Linked DNA regions of Homo sapiens: all the other regions are linked to region 4. Evidence: chromatin contacts called from ENCODE Hi-C data. All regions are on one chromosome and are shown on one strand. The core of a region is the stretch at or near the end of the contact, and the rest is flanking DNA. Distances in the headings are between cores, read along the strand shown. Region 1 holds the start of MCM9 (minichromosome maintenance 9 homologous recombination repair factor). Region 2 has its middle 54 kb from the start of CEP85L. Region 3 holds the start of CEP85L (centrosomal protein 85L). Region 4 overlaps LOC285762 (a long non-coding RNA gene).

The links. A loop is a pair of places that touch in the nucleus more often than their neighbours do. Pooled maps may share reads with other maps.
Region 1: a loop to region 4 is called in a map with no recorded cell type, with 7 times the contacts of the local background. The contact joins the promoter of MCM9 here to the enhancer-like site in region 4. A Hi-C loop is called at or near these places in 9 of 37 single-sample maps with no recorded cell type and 7 of 50 pooled maps.
Region 2: a map with no recorded cell type shows a loop between it and region 4 (5-fold over the local background). The contact joins two enhancer-like sites. A Hi-C loop is called at or near these places in 1 of 168 maps with a recorded cell type or tissue (posterior vena cava), 3 of 37 single-sample maps with no recorded cell type and 4 of 50 pooled maps.
Region 3: a loop to region 4 is called in a map with no recorded cell type, with 5 times the contacts of the local background. The contact joins the promoter of CEP85L here to the enhancer-like site in region 4. A Hi-C loop is called at or near these places in 2 of 37 single-sample maps with no recorded cell type and 2 of 50 pooled maps.

What each region holds. Positions count from the first base shown.
Region 1 is chr6:118,933,550-118,936,610 of GRCh38, reverse strand. MCM9 (minichromosome maintenance 9 homologous recombination repair factor) reads left to right here and starts at 1,452. Exons shown (of 14, transcript NM_017696.3): 1 at 1,452-1,720. LOC124901389 (a long non-coding RNA gene) reads right to left here and starts at 1,696. Exons shown (of 2, transcript XR_007059729.1): 1 at 1,621-1,696. RefSeq lists silencers at 1,274-1,703, 1,954-2,203.
Region 2 is chr6:118,704,516-118,707,408 of GRCh38, reverse strand. It overlaps a transcript of CEP85L not described here. Among named protein-coding and RNA genes, the nearest start is that of CEP85L, 54 kb to the right of the region's middle. RefSeq lists a silencer at 1,229-1,523. Within about 2 kb of position 1,433, at least 9 of the 41 ENCODE cell types and tissues checked have a DNase peak (open chromatin) inside an H3K27ac peak, as active enhancers do.
Region 3 is chr6:118,650,249-118,653,240 of GRCh38, reverse strand. It overlaps CEP85L (centrosomal protein 85L), which reads left to right and starts at 1,650. Exons shown (of 13, transcript NM_001042475.3): 1 at 1,650-2,044. The coding sequence starts at 1,972. RefSeq lists silencers at 1,297-1,756, 1,957-2,266.
Region 4 is chr6:119,458,271-119,461,276 of GRCh38, reverse strand. The region is part of intron 3 of LOC285762 (a long non-coding RNA gene); the gene reads left to right. Among named protein-coding and RNA genes, the nearest start is that of MAN1A1, 110 kb to the right of the region's middle. RefSeq lists an enhancer at 1,585-1,644. Within about 2 kb of position 1,561, at least 2 of the 41 ENCODE cell types and tissues checked have a DNase peak (open chromatin) inside an H3K27ac peak, as active enhancers do.

The DNA.
Region 1 (3,061 bases), core at 203-2,702, 520 kb after region 4:
ACCACTACCTCCCCTTTCTCTTGCTTCTCTTCTGGCCATGTGATCTGCACAGGCAGCCTCCCCTTCACTGAGTGGAAGCAGCCTGAAGCCCTCACCAGAAGCAGCCTGCAGAAGTGTGAGCCAAATAAACCTCTTTTATTTGTAAATTATTCAGTCTCAGGCATTCCTTTTTAGCAACACAGACTAAGACACTATCAAAGAACAACTGAAAATTTAAAATGTCATTTACATAATATCAAGAAGTATATTTTTCCCCCATCCTTAGATTTATGGATAAATCTGACATAGGGTGATATGGTTTGGCTGTGTCCCTGCCCAAACCTCATCTTGAACTGTAGTTACCATAATCCCCAGGTGTTGTGGGAGGGACCCGGTGGGAGGTAACTGAATCATGGGGGTGGTTATTCCCATGCTGTTCTCTGATAGTGAGTGAGGTATCACAAGATCTGATGGTTTTCTAAGGGGCTTTTCCCTCCTTGCTCCTCACTTCTCCTTCCTGCAGCCCTGTGAAGAAGGAGGTTTGCTCCCGCTTCTGCCATGATTTTAAGTTTCCTGAAGTCTCCCCAGCCATGCTGAACTGTAAGTCAATTAAACGTCTTTCCTTTATAAATTACTCAGTCCCAGGTATGTCTTTATTAGCACTGTGAAAATGGACTATATAAGACTAGACCTGACAAAAGATCAAAACATTTGCTGAGTGAAATAACACCTAAATAAATGAAGAGGCTTACTTTAAGGGTCATTACTAAATATTGTTAACATGTAAATTATTCTTACATGGATCTATAGACGAAATGTAACCAATCACAATCCCAACTTTTTAAAGTGACAAGCTGATTTTAACATTCATATGAAAACCCAAGGGACTAGATGAGCCAGAACATTTTTGAAAAATAACAAAAAATTGGAGGCCAAACACGATCTGATTTTAAGACTCTTACGAATCTACAGGAATCAAGACAATGTGGTATTTTTGTAGAGAGAAATATAATAAATTGTCGGAACAGAATAGAAAGTCTAAGAATAGACCCACAACTGATGCTTTAGGGACAACTGATTTTAAACATAGGTGCAAAAGCTATTCAGTGAGAAAAAGAAAGCTCTCTAAACAAATGACACTATTCACATACAAAAAAATGACCTAAGATCCATACTTTGCACCACAGACAAAAATTAGCTCTAATTGGATCACAGACCTCAATATAAAACCTAAAATTCTAAAACTTGTGTCAGAAAACACAGAAGAGATCCTCTGTGGCCTTGGGTTAGGCAAATTCCTTGGACAGACAAAAAACAAACCCTAAGATCCGATCTGAGCCGCCGCACAACCCTGCTCTGGCCACTTAGCCTGAGGTCACTGCTCGGGTCCCGCCCCTCTCCCCGCCCGGGACCCTCCTGGCTCCGCCCCAATCCGCCCGCTCCGCTCCACCCCGCCCCGCTGCCTCGTCTCCATCCGGAAGAGCCGCCGGGGCAGGGAAGTTGAGGCGGTGCGCGGCCCGGCGTCGGTCGAGAGCGCAGGCCCGGCAGAGCCGCAGGCGCTAGGCCGCCCGACACAGCCCGCGCGTCCCCGCGGCCGGTGGCGCCTCGAGCGGCCACGTGCACGCGCGCACTCCGCCTCACCAGCCTTCTTGCGCCGGAGACGAACCCGCTGCCTGGCTGGAGCTCTCTGGGCCCTTCGGCCTCGGGAGCAACGCGTTCCCGGCGACTTCTGACACAGCCAGTAAGTGATAGCCGCCTCCTCCTTTCGCGGTTATGTTTTTCTCCAGTTCGTCCCAAGTCTCGTTCCCGTCTCATTACTTCAAAAACTATTCAACTCCGGGACCGGACAGGCACGGGAGCTGCCCGGGAGAAGAGCCCCAGAAGTCTCAGAGACTGCCAAGGTGTTGTGGGGCAGGGGCTGCGTGCAAAGACCCTGTGAATTAGAAAGTTTGGAAAGCATGCCTCCAAAACCGAGCGACTCCACGTTTGCCAGGCGCCCCTGGGGCAGCCGAGCGGCCCGGAGGCGCGAAATGGCGCGCCCCCGCAGTGAGAGGGGCGGAGGGAGTGGGGCGGGGCCGAGGGCGCGCGTCCCGCCAGCCCGCGCGGAGGGGGCGGGGCTCCCGGCAGGTGCAGGCGGGCGGGGCGGGGCTGCCGCGATTCCCGGAGACAGCTGGGGGATGCCAGTGCAGTTAGGCACTCTCCTGTCTTCTTTTCGACGCTTCGCTGTGGTCAAGAGGACAAAGTAAAGCAAATGATTTTATTTTGACCCCAAATATTCAATAAGAAAAGGAAAGAGAACTTGAAAGTTGTGAAATGACCCTTCTCAAAACAAAAAGTCCCTCCAGTGTCTATCTGGGTGGGTAGTAGGTACGTTTATTGATTTAGCAAACTGCTGATAACACAGTTGATTAGTCAGTTTTGCATAGATGTTGAAAGGGAATGAATAACGATGGTCCATATAACCATAGAAATGCTAGCCTAACTAGGCAAAATTTAATCTGACCTTAATTTGAACGTTGAATTCTGCTGCTGCCCTTTTCCTGCCTTGTGTGGAGCTGTTTTTCAAATTGCTAAATTTGTGGCTCTAAACTTAATATGCTTTAATAGAATCATAGTGATTCTCTTGTAGCCACTGTTGGGAGTCCAGATTTTTTTTTTTTTTTTTTTGGGCAAAGTCCACATTGTGGAGATATTCCTTCCCAAGTGCTTTTTCTGCTTTACACTTGGCTGAATTTATATTGCTTAACCAAAAACAAATTACCGTGGAGGCCGTAATTTATTTCCACTCATTGTTTTGGATATACATTTACTCATTCTTACTCTCACTCTGGCCTCCTATAGTGGTCAGGATTCTTGACCTAACTGCTATATGTACTTCTTAAACGTTTCACACCTTGCGGAATAGTAGGTTCTCAGAGAAAGCAAAATATAGCAAATAGCGTGTATAACACGTACTTAGGATGATAAACTGTGAACTTTATAGCAGTCTCCTTTAATATTCGTATTTGTAGAGTCCAGTACAATAAATGTTGGACAAATGAAGTAAGTCAAATTTAAGTACACCTCTTCTCCAGTCCTCAAT
Region 2 (2,893 bases), core at 184-2,683, 750 kb after region 4:
CATCCTGGGCAACATGGCAAAATTTTATCTCTACAAAAAATACAAAAATTAGCTGGGCATGGTGGCACACACCTGTAGTCCCAGCTACTGGGGAGGCTGAGGTGGTGAGAGGATCATCTGAGCCTGGGAAGTTGAGGCTGCAATGAGCTGAGGCTCCAATGAGCTCAGTCTGGGTGACAGAGTAAGAGCCTGTCTCAAAAAAGAAAAAAAAAAAAAAAGCAGATGAGGAGGAATATGAGAAGGAAACCCAGGAGGACTGCTGGGACCAGCCTGGAGGGACCAGTACTTGGGGTCACAGAGTTGGAATGGCATCCATGGCAGAGTTGTGATCTCTCTCCAGGAGAGATAGCCTGGGCTCAGACAGGGAGATATGAAGATGAACTCATTGAAGTTTGGGGATTTGCCAGGCCAATGAGGGGCAAGGGAACTGAGATACTGAAGAGAATGGTTAAAGGGATGGCTCATGAGAGCTCCATGGGGTAGGGAAGCAGTGAAGTGAAGAGGACACTAATAGGGAAAGAATTCCAGGACTGGAATCACAAAGCGAGAGTCTTTTTGGGGTGTGGGAAGAGTAGCTAAGCGAGAAGTGGAAGAGGAGGGGATTGTGATTGGAGAGAAAAGTTCCCTATAAGACTAGACCACATTGATGAGGAGGACGGAAAGGAAAAAAGGAATTAGATGTTCAAAAATGTAAGAAAAGAAAATATGACATGGTGGCGTTTCCTGATATCTCAAGTTGAGAAAAGAAAGTTAAAAGAGAAGTGAATACTGGAAGACAGTGAAGGTTTTGTATAATTTAAAGTAAGTGGCACATAAAATAAAAATTCCAGGAGGTTCAAATGTATGTTTCATCAGTTGAGGTTACCCTAAGATAAAAGTTGAAATTATGTTAAAACTTTCTGAAACTCTCAGAAGACCTAACATCTCAAAGGGGCTAGATTCTAGAAAGAAAAAGCTTGCCAATTCCAGTTCTGGCTAGGCATTCTTAGAATACCTTAGAGTAGGTTTTAGTCTTACAGGGTTTCTGCTTTCAGAATATCAACAGGTCTTGACAAATAAAGCTTTTGAAATTTCCCTCTACTGAAATGCTCCATCTGCATTTCAGGATAGTGATGGAAATGCATCAGCTTCATTTCTGGCACTTTGATTGATGAACTTAGACTTCAATATGAAGAAAACCACTGTTCTTCTATCTAGAAAATGAAACTAAAAATAATCCCCTTGTCAGAGTGTCTGTGTTCTGTGGTTAAATTTAAGGCAACTTATTGAGTATTCATTACATGCTGGATACGAGCCCTTCCCTGACAGAGAGCACAGAGCACTACCAGAGGAGCTGGGACACACACCTACATAGACGGCCGTGATACTTCTTAAGAAGCAGCTCCCAAATCTACCCAATTAGCACAGTGCTCACTGTGGGCAAAAAGCTGAGAGCAACAATGTGGGGGCGGGCTTAGCAGGAAAGGCCTCCCAGGCATTGCATAAATGCAAGAGGTCAGAGAAAGAATTCACACCAGGCAAGGAAATTATTTATGGTATTGCAAGGGTGAAAAGATTTTTTTTCAAATCTCCTGGTATCTCTGTTACTCTGCCCTAGTGTTTGGACATATGGAGTTACCATTCCCATTAAATTATTAAAATGTGCCAGAAGACTTGGAATCCCTCAAGAGCATATTGTGAGAAGGGCTCACACACCTCCAATTATGCCTTTGGCACAAGTGCCATGTCAGATTGATGTCTGGAAAAGGATTGAGATTTGGAAAACCACATAATGATTTCTTGTATTGTTTTATCCTTCATTTTGTGCAAATCACACTTACCATGCCATTAGTAGCTTCCTCACAACTCAACAATGTTAAGAGGGACTTGCTAGCTAACTTGATCCCTAATGGAAACCTTTTACTAGGGAGGGCTGGATTTGGTTCCGGGGTCAAGGCAAACACCCTTCAATGAGCCCATGCCATGCCTTGTAACTATATTTTAAACATTTTCATTGTTCCTTCTGCAGAAATTATATCTCTTCCTCCCTTCTGCAAATTGTCCAAGCCCAAAAAGATATTTTGTGCTTATTTAGTGTTATCTCACAGTCTGGGGCAAATTATCAATAAAACAAGAAGCCAAAATCTAATAAGAAAAGGCAGGATATGAGAGGGTATGCATCTCTGCTGCATGAAGAGAAGACAGCAGCACCTCTCGTTTTCTTTTAGAGACTGTTCGGCCCCATGAGTTTATTAAAACAGAAGAAATAAGTTGAAAATGGAAAAGGGTGTGTGTGGGTGATGTGGTTACTTAGCAACAGGGAAGCTTCCGGCTGATGTTCTGAATTGAACAAAGAAAAACAGGACAGCAGGGAATAAAGGAATGGGGAAAAAATGAAAGGGAGTAAAACAGATGTGGTTGGGAGAGAGGGCTAAGAAGGGGTGAAAAATAAAAGTCAGGGAAAAAGCATGAACAGAAATGTGGTAAATACTTAGAAACAGGAAGCCTGTGAATTTTTAAAAATGGAAAAAAAAGCCACTGAAAGAAAGGTGAAAATAGCCAGAAGGGTAAGAAAACATCTGCAGTGGAAGCTGCTAGGCAAATGGAGGAATAAAATGCCCCAGCGCCATGAACTCTTAGCTTAAAACTAGGCTCTTTTGGCCAGGCGTGGTGGCTCAAGCCTGTAATCCCAGCACTGTGGGAGGCCGAGGCAGGAGGATCACTTGAAGTCAGGAGTTTGAGACCAGCCTGGCCAACGTGGTGAAACCCTGTCTCTACTAAAAATACAAAAATTAGCCGGGCATGGTGGCGGGTGCCTGCAATCCCAGCTACTCGGAAGGCTGAGGCAGGACAATCACTTGAAAACCCAGGAGGCGGAGGATGCAGTGAGCAGAGATCAAGCCACTGCACTCCA
Region 3 (2,992 bases), core at 401-2,900, 810 kb after region 4:
TTTTAGATACTTTCACCTTCGCATGTACTTTTTTTGTGTGTAGTAGCATGCCCTTTATATTGATAAAAAGATGTAGAAAACCCGAGTAAACGATTTTCTTTAAACACTGTTTAGAATTAGGAAATTGGCAGTTTTGAAATAATAAGTGTATTTTAAACTCGCAAAGGCCAAGATATTTCTGTAATATTTTATACACTTCTTAGAACTGCATCACAAATGAATTTCAAAAATTCTGTTCCTGAGACTGTGGTAACTACAAAGCATGAAAAAAAAATCTATACATAGTGCTATAGCTTCTGCTAATTTTCTTTTTGGGACTTAAAAAAATCTATCCTCTTCAAGTGTTAGATAAAACGAGCTAGTGCACATTAAAATAATAAAAAGGAACCAATCACATTCGTCTTTCATGTTTCTGTATCTTTTTATCATCAGAAACAGCTGACCCTTGGCTAACATTACATGATTTGGAGAAATAATTGGAAGTCTACCACAGGGAGACTAAATGTAAAACTCCAATCAGATAAATTACAACACGGATGTGGTAAGTGATAGAACACACACCTAAATCTAATTTAACTTCCAAGAATTTTAAGTAGTATTTCCCAATTAAAATGTCTTTAAGGGAAAAATGCAAATATGAGGCCTTTGTTAGCAAGATTCCAGAACAGGAAAAGCGGAACTCAAAGCCTCTCTAGTTAAGCGACCTGCGTTCCGACTTACCTCTGAGTGATGGGCCTACTGCAGAGCCCGCCTCCCACCACAGTGCTGGCCCAGAATTTTTTATACGAACTAGTTCGTAACTAAACGTTGGAAGCATCACCATATTGCCAGTGAGAAGTAAGATTTAAAAATAAAACGATGCTGTCCCTTTTCGCCCTTCCTTAGGACGTCTCCTCCTGCACTAAGGGTTCAGGTGAAGGGTGGAAACTGGCCAAGAAGAGGAAGAACGTGAAGGAGTAGGGGGCAAGGAGGAAAGGGCTCCCTTTACAGACTTTGGTGCCATTTTTACTTTCTGCTTGCTAATCTGAAACGTTGTGCGATTACAATGACGGCCCCTCTCCCCCTCGGGTACTAATTACCCCCGGGCCTTTTCCGGTGCACATCCCGGTGCTATATTCTGGTGCCTGTGTTGCCCCCACGCCCCCATTAAATTAGTAAAGGAAAACCACCCCTTTTCTGCCCCTAAAGTAATCTATAAACGAAGGAATACAGATGAGGATTTAAATCCCAATCCTAATTCCAAGGGAGGCTGGAAGCCCCCTCAGCCGCGCCCTGGCTTGGCTTTTTCATCTCGAGCGGTTGTGACGCCAGGGGCAGGTCTTCCACGTGTCTTCACAGAGGTGCCCGGAGGGAGGGCGTGAGGGATTACCCAAGGGAGGGGCGAGTATCGCAAAATAGGCCAAGTCGCTGCCCTCTACTCAACTCGCAGGGCGGGAGGATGGAGACAGAGGGATGCGGCGGGAGGGCGGGACAGCCCAGTCGCCGCCAAGGAGGCGAAGCGGGGTCGGGGTAGCTCACCCGCCCCCCGCAGTCCCCGCCCCCCGCAGTCCCCGCCCCGCGCGGCGCCGCGCACGCCTGAAGTCATTGCCCGAGGCCCCGCCCCCTCGCGGCCCCAGCCCCGGCTCTGGCTCTGCCGGCGGAGGGGGCGGAGAGAACCCGCAGCTGCAACTTCGCCTGGAGCCTTTGAGCCTGGGCTCAGCCGGGGATCTAGCAGCCGTCACCGCCGAGTCGCCGCTTCCCCGGCGCGGGCCTCAGCCCAGCCGGCTTGGCCATGGCAGGCGCCGGCAGTGCGGCGAATCTGGCCCCTGCGCTCCCCGCCCGTAGCTGAGCAGCCGTTAACCAGCCATCCCGCCTTTCCTCCTGCCCGTGTCGCCGAGGCCCACGCTCCGCGCAAGTTTCCGCCGCCGAAGAAGCAGGAGGACGGACGTGAGGAGTCGGGCGTCCCTGGCCCACCCGGCCCTCTCGCCCGCGATGTGGGGGCGCTTCCTGGCTCCGGAGGCCAGCGGCCGGGATAGCCCCGGCGGAGCCCGCAGCTTCCCTGCCGGTAAGGAACGGGACAGCGCCCCGGCTGGGGTGGGGGTCACGGCCGACCGCGGCGCCTCGGGACCTCGCCGCCGCTCCCCTCCCGCCTCAGGCCTGTCTTACCCCGGCCGCCTCCCCGACGCCGCCGCGTGCCCAGTGTCCTCCCCGCTGTCAGCACCCGGGCTGACATATGGCTTGCCGCGTCCCAGGCGCATCAGCCCCGCATCCCGTCGTCCCCGCCGCTCCTCCTTGGGCTGCAGCCCCAGCGCCCCCAACTTCCAGCTCGCTTGGGCCCCCGCGGGTTGGGCTTTATTGTCTGCCCGGTTTTTTCCTTTTACTCGTGGGGTGTGTGACCTGCGTGATAACGGGGCTTGCCCGTTTGCTCGCGGGGACCCGGGCGGGAAGGTCGCTGCGACAGTGCTGCGGCGGCGGCCCGGGCGCGTCTCGGAGGGGCCGCAGTTCCGCGCCCTCCCGACTTCTGGTAGGCGCAGGCTGGGGTTGGCTGTGCCCACGCCCGCAGCCGCTACTTTTAGGGCGCGTTTTCGGGAGGGAGGATGCTGCCAGAGATGCGGCCGCTCTCAGCCACCCCCAAGGGAACTTCAGCCCCTCGGAGGAACCTGGTCGCCGCCCCGCAGCCCCTGCGGCGTAAGAGGAGGGCGCGTCCTGCAGTAGCCAATGGACCATTGAGCAACCGGGTTACGAATCCGTTTGGCTTTCCGTGGCCCCTTCAAGGAAAATTAGGGGTTTGCTGCATTCCGTATCTGAAGGGGTCTGTTTGTATCGGACAGCCATTTCATGCTTGCGTCGCTCAGAAGTTGTGTAGGAGCCACAAAATTAGGATAAATCCTCCCCTAACTTGGGATAAAAAATAAGTCTTGGGTTGCCTGTGATATGTTCTCTAAAGATGATGGTCTTTCCAGGCACTTTTAATCTTGAGTTTTGAGGCCTTTTGAGAAACTGAGTTATATGG
Region 4 (3,006 bases), core at 312-2,811:
GTGAGAGGCAACTTCACTTTATAACAACCCACTCCTGCAGAAATTAATCCAGTCTCTCAAGAAAGACTTAATCTATCTCAACAACCTAATCATCTTTCAATGGCCCCACCTCCCAAAACCACCACATTGACAATTAAATTTAACCATGAGTTTTGGTGGGGACAAACCACATCCAAACCATGGCACTTTAGTTTCTCACATCCATCGCTCTTTAGGTTACTGCTATTGGCTGCTGTCCTCACCACTCCACTAAGCTGTCCTACCTAAGACCATCAATGATCTAATTCTGGAAGTAGTAGACTCTGCAGAATTCATCTTTCTAACCTCCATATCCTTTCCTTTGTGATGGTCTCACTTCCCTTGGTTTCCACCTGGCAGCCTTTCATGGTCCTTCTAACTTTCTGCTGATTCTGTCTCAGTCACAGTAACGGGCTCCTCTCCTGATACCTATATTTTGAGCCCTTTCCATAATTCACTCTCATTTCTTCTCAACATGACCACAGCTTTACCTACCTCCTACCTATATTCCCAGACAAGAGCTCTGTCCAGAGCTCCAGACATCTCCAAATGACTACTAGATATCCCAACCTGGAGATCCATGGCACCTCAAAATCACCACACCCAAAGACCAAAGTCATCATCTACTGACCCAGATCTGTTCTGTTCTTCACAATTCCTTATGTTCTCAAATAGACTGGGAGGTCTCAAGGTCAAAGTCAGGGTCTGATTATCTCTGTCCTCCCATACTTGGACTCAGAGCCAGGTAAGTACTTCATATGTATGTATTTATCAAATGCCTGAATCAGTAAAGTAAATAATGGCATAGTGTGCAGCAATTTTTATAAAAAGAAATTAAATACTCACATAGAAAAAAGGAAACAAAATACTTTCTAAATCCATGCTGATACTAGGAGTCATTATGTCCCTTTCTAGATCTTGATTTCAAATTAATCTGTCTTTAGTGTCTAAAATCCACTTTCTCCCCTCATTAACCATTAAGATGGGGCAACATGATGAGCACTGTGCTCAGATGATGGACAAGCAGACACGAATTCAACATGAGGTCTCTGCAACACCGTCGCCAGGACAACTGCTCCACATGACCAGTGCCCTCTCATCTTTTGGAGCTAGTCTTTTCATAACATGTTTCAGGGTGCCTAATATACATTATATTAGATATAATATATATTTCTATCATCTATTTTTGCAATTTGCTGTATATATAACAGACACCAAATATAATATCAAGTACAATATCAAAAAAAACAAAAAAAATTAAGATGTTTATCCATCTAGTCTTTCTGTATCTCTCTTCATAAATTCTCCACAATTACCAAGAGTAGTTTTGTAAACACTGTAATTCTACTAGAACGCAGTTTATCCACAGACTTGAATGCTTTGTCAGCTAAGTGTTTTCTCACTATCACTTTCCTTATCTGGGGTTTCTGTTCCTTCTTAACTATGTTTGCTTTGTTCTTTCCAGTTTGAAGATCATTCTCCTTGCTACAGTAGACGAAGGTGAATTCAAAGTTGAGTGGTTCTGTTTTCTCAATCATTTTGCCTTACCCCACCCATCTCTACTCCATCAAGCCTTTATTTCTTCCTCATTCTTTGGTTCAAGGTACAGTTCTGGACATCCTTTTATATTATCTTTAGCACTTTTATGATGCGGATTAGACTTGCTGATTATATTCTTGTATTTTTAGCCACGTTAGCAATATTCATCCTTGGAAACTAGCTCATCCTTCAATCGTTTGTATCTTGGCCAAGGGTGAAGACACAAAAGCGGGTAGGGAGCAGGGCTAAGAATGGAGCAGGCACCCTCTGCCCTGGAGAGATGCAGTACAGGTTTCAGAATGACCCAAAAGCTCAACATCAGGTCTCAGTTGCCAGAAAAGGCAAGACCTGGGCTTGCCAGATGTCCCCTGTTGAACCAGACAGTCAAGTATTTTAACTTCTTGTCTAATAACATGAAAATTTCAAATTGGTTGTTATTTCAATTTCAGATTTGCCTTATCTTAATTCCAGTTTTCTATTTAATCAACAGTGGTTTGGAACATTTTCAGCTTTTAGTTTCTTACTAAGTTAAATATTTAATGATCTGTAAACAAACACTTGAGAAGATGCTACTTAAAGGGACTCTCATCCCTCTTTACTTTGTAAAGTGAATGAATTCACTCTTGAATTTATCTTTAAATTTTCAGGTAAGTGTTTGAATGTAAAAAGTGGAGCTGGCATGGTAGGGTTGATGAGAAGGAAGCATCACTGTAGAAAGCTTCCGAATCTTTCAGTCCCCCACCCCTACTGAGGACACAGTCTTTCTGCAGAGTCTTTCTGGCCATCACAACAGGGAGCAAGGGTTAGGGAAGGGGAAGAAGAAACCAATAAAGTGTAAGTATGGTACCAGGAGTATACCAAGACCATGAAGGAGAAAGAGATCACATGCAAATATAGGTTGAAGTAGGTTTGAAATCCAAGGAGAGATATTCCAAGAAACAAATATAGAGATGAGAGAGAGTGAGAGACAGAGAGAGAGAAAGAGAGAGAAATTTAAATACATAGGTAAATTCACAAGCAGAAGGAAATCAAAAGCCAGAGGAACCATTAAAGGGCAAACAAAGTAAACTGAACAAGGGTGAGTAGGAAAGACATGGCTTGATAAAACAGCTACTCATTATCTACACTCACTTTAGATTCCAAGAACAGGTTTATGTTCTGTATTAGTCTGTTCTCACACTGCCAATAAAAACATACCTGAGACTGGGTAATTTATAAAGGAAAGAGGTTTAATTGACTCACAGTTCCACAGAGCTGGGGAGGCCTCAGGAAACACAATCATGGCAGAAGGGGAAGCAAACACGTCCTTCTTCACATGGTAGCAGCAAAGAGAAGTGCCGAGTAAAAGGGCGAAAAGCCCCTTATAAAACCATTAGATCTCGTGAGAACTCACTATTATGAGAACAGCATGGAGGTAACTGCCCCCATGATTCAATTATGTCCCACCAG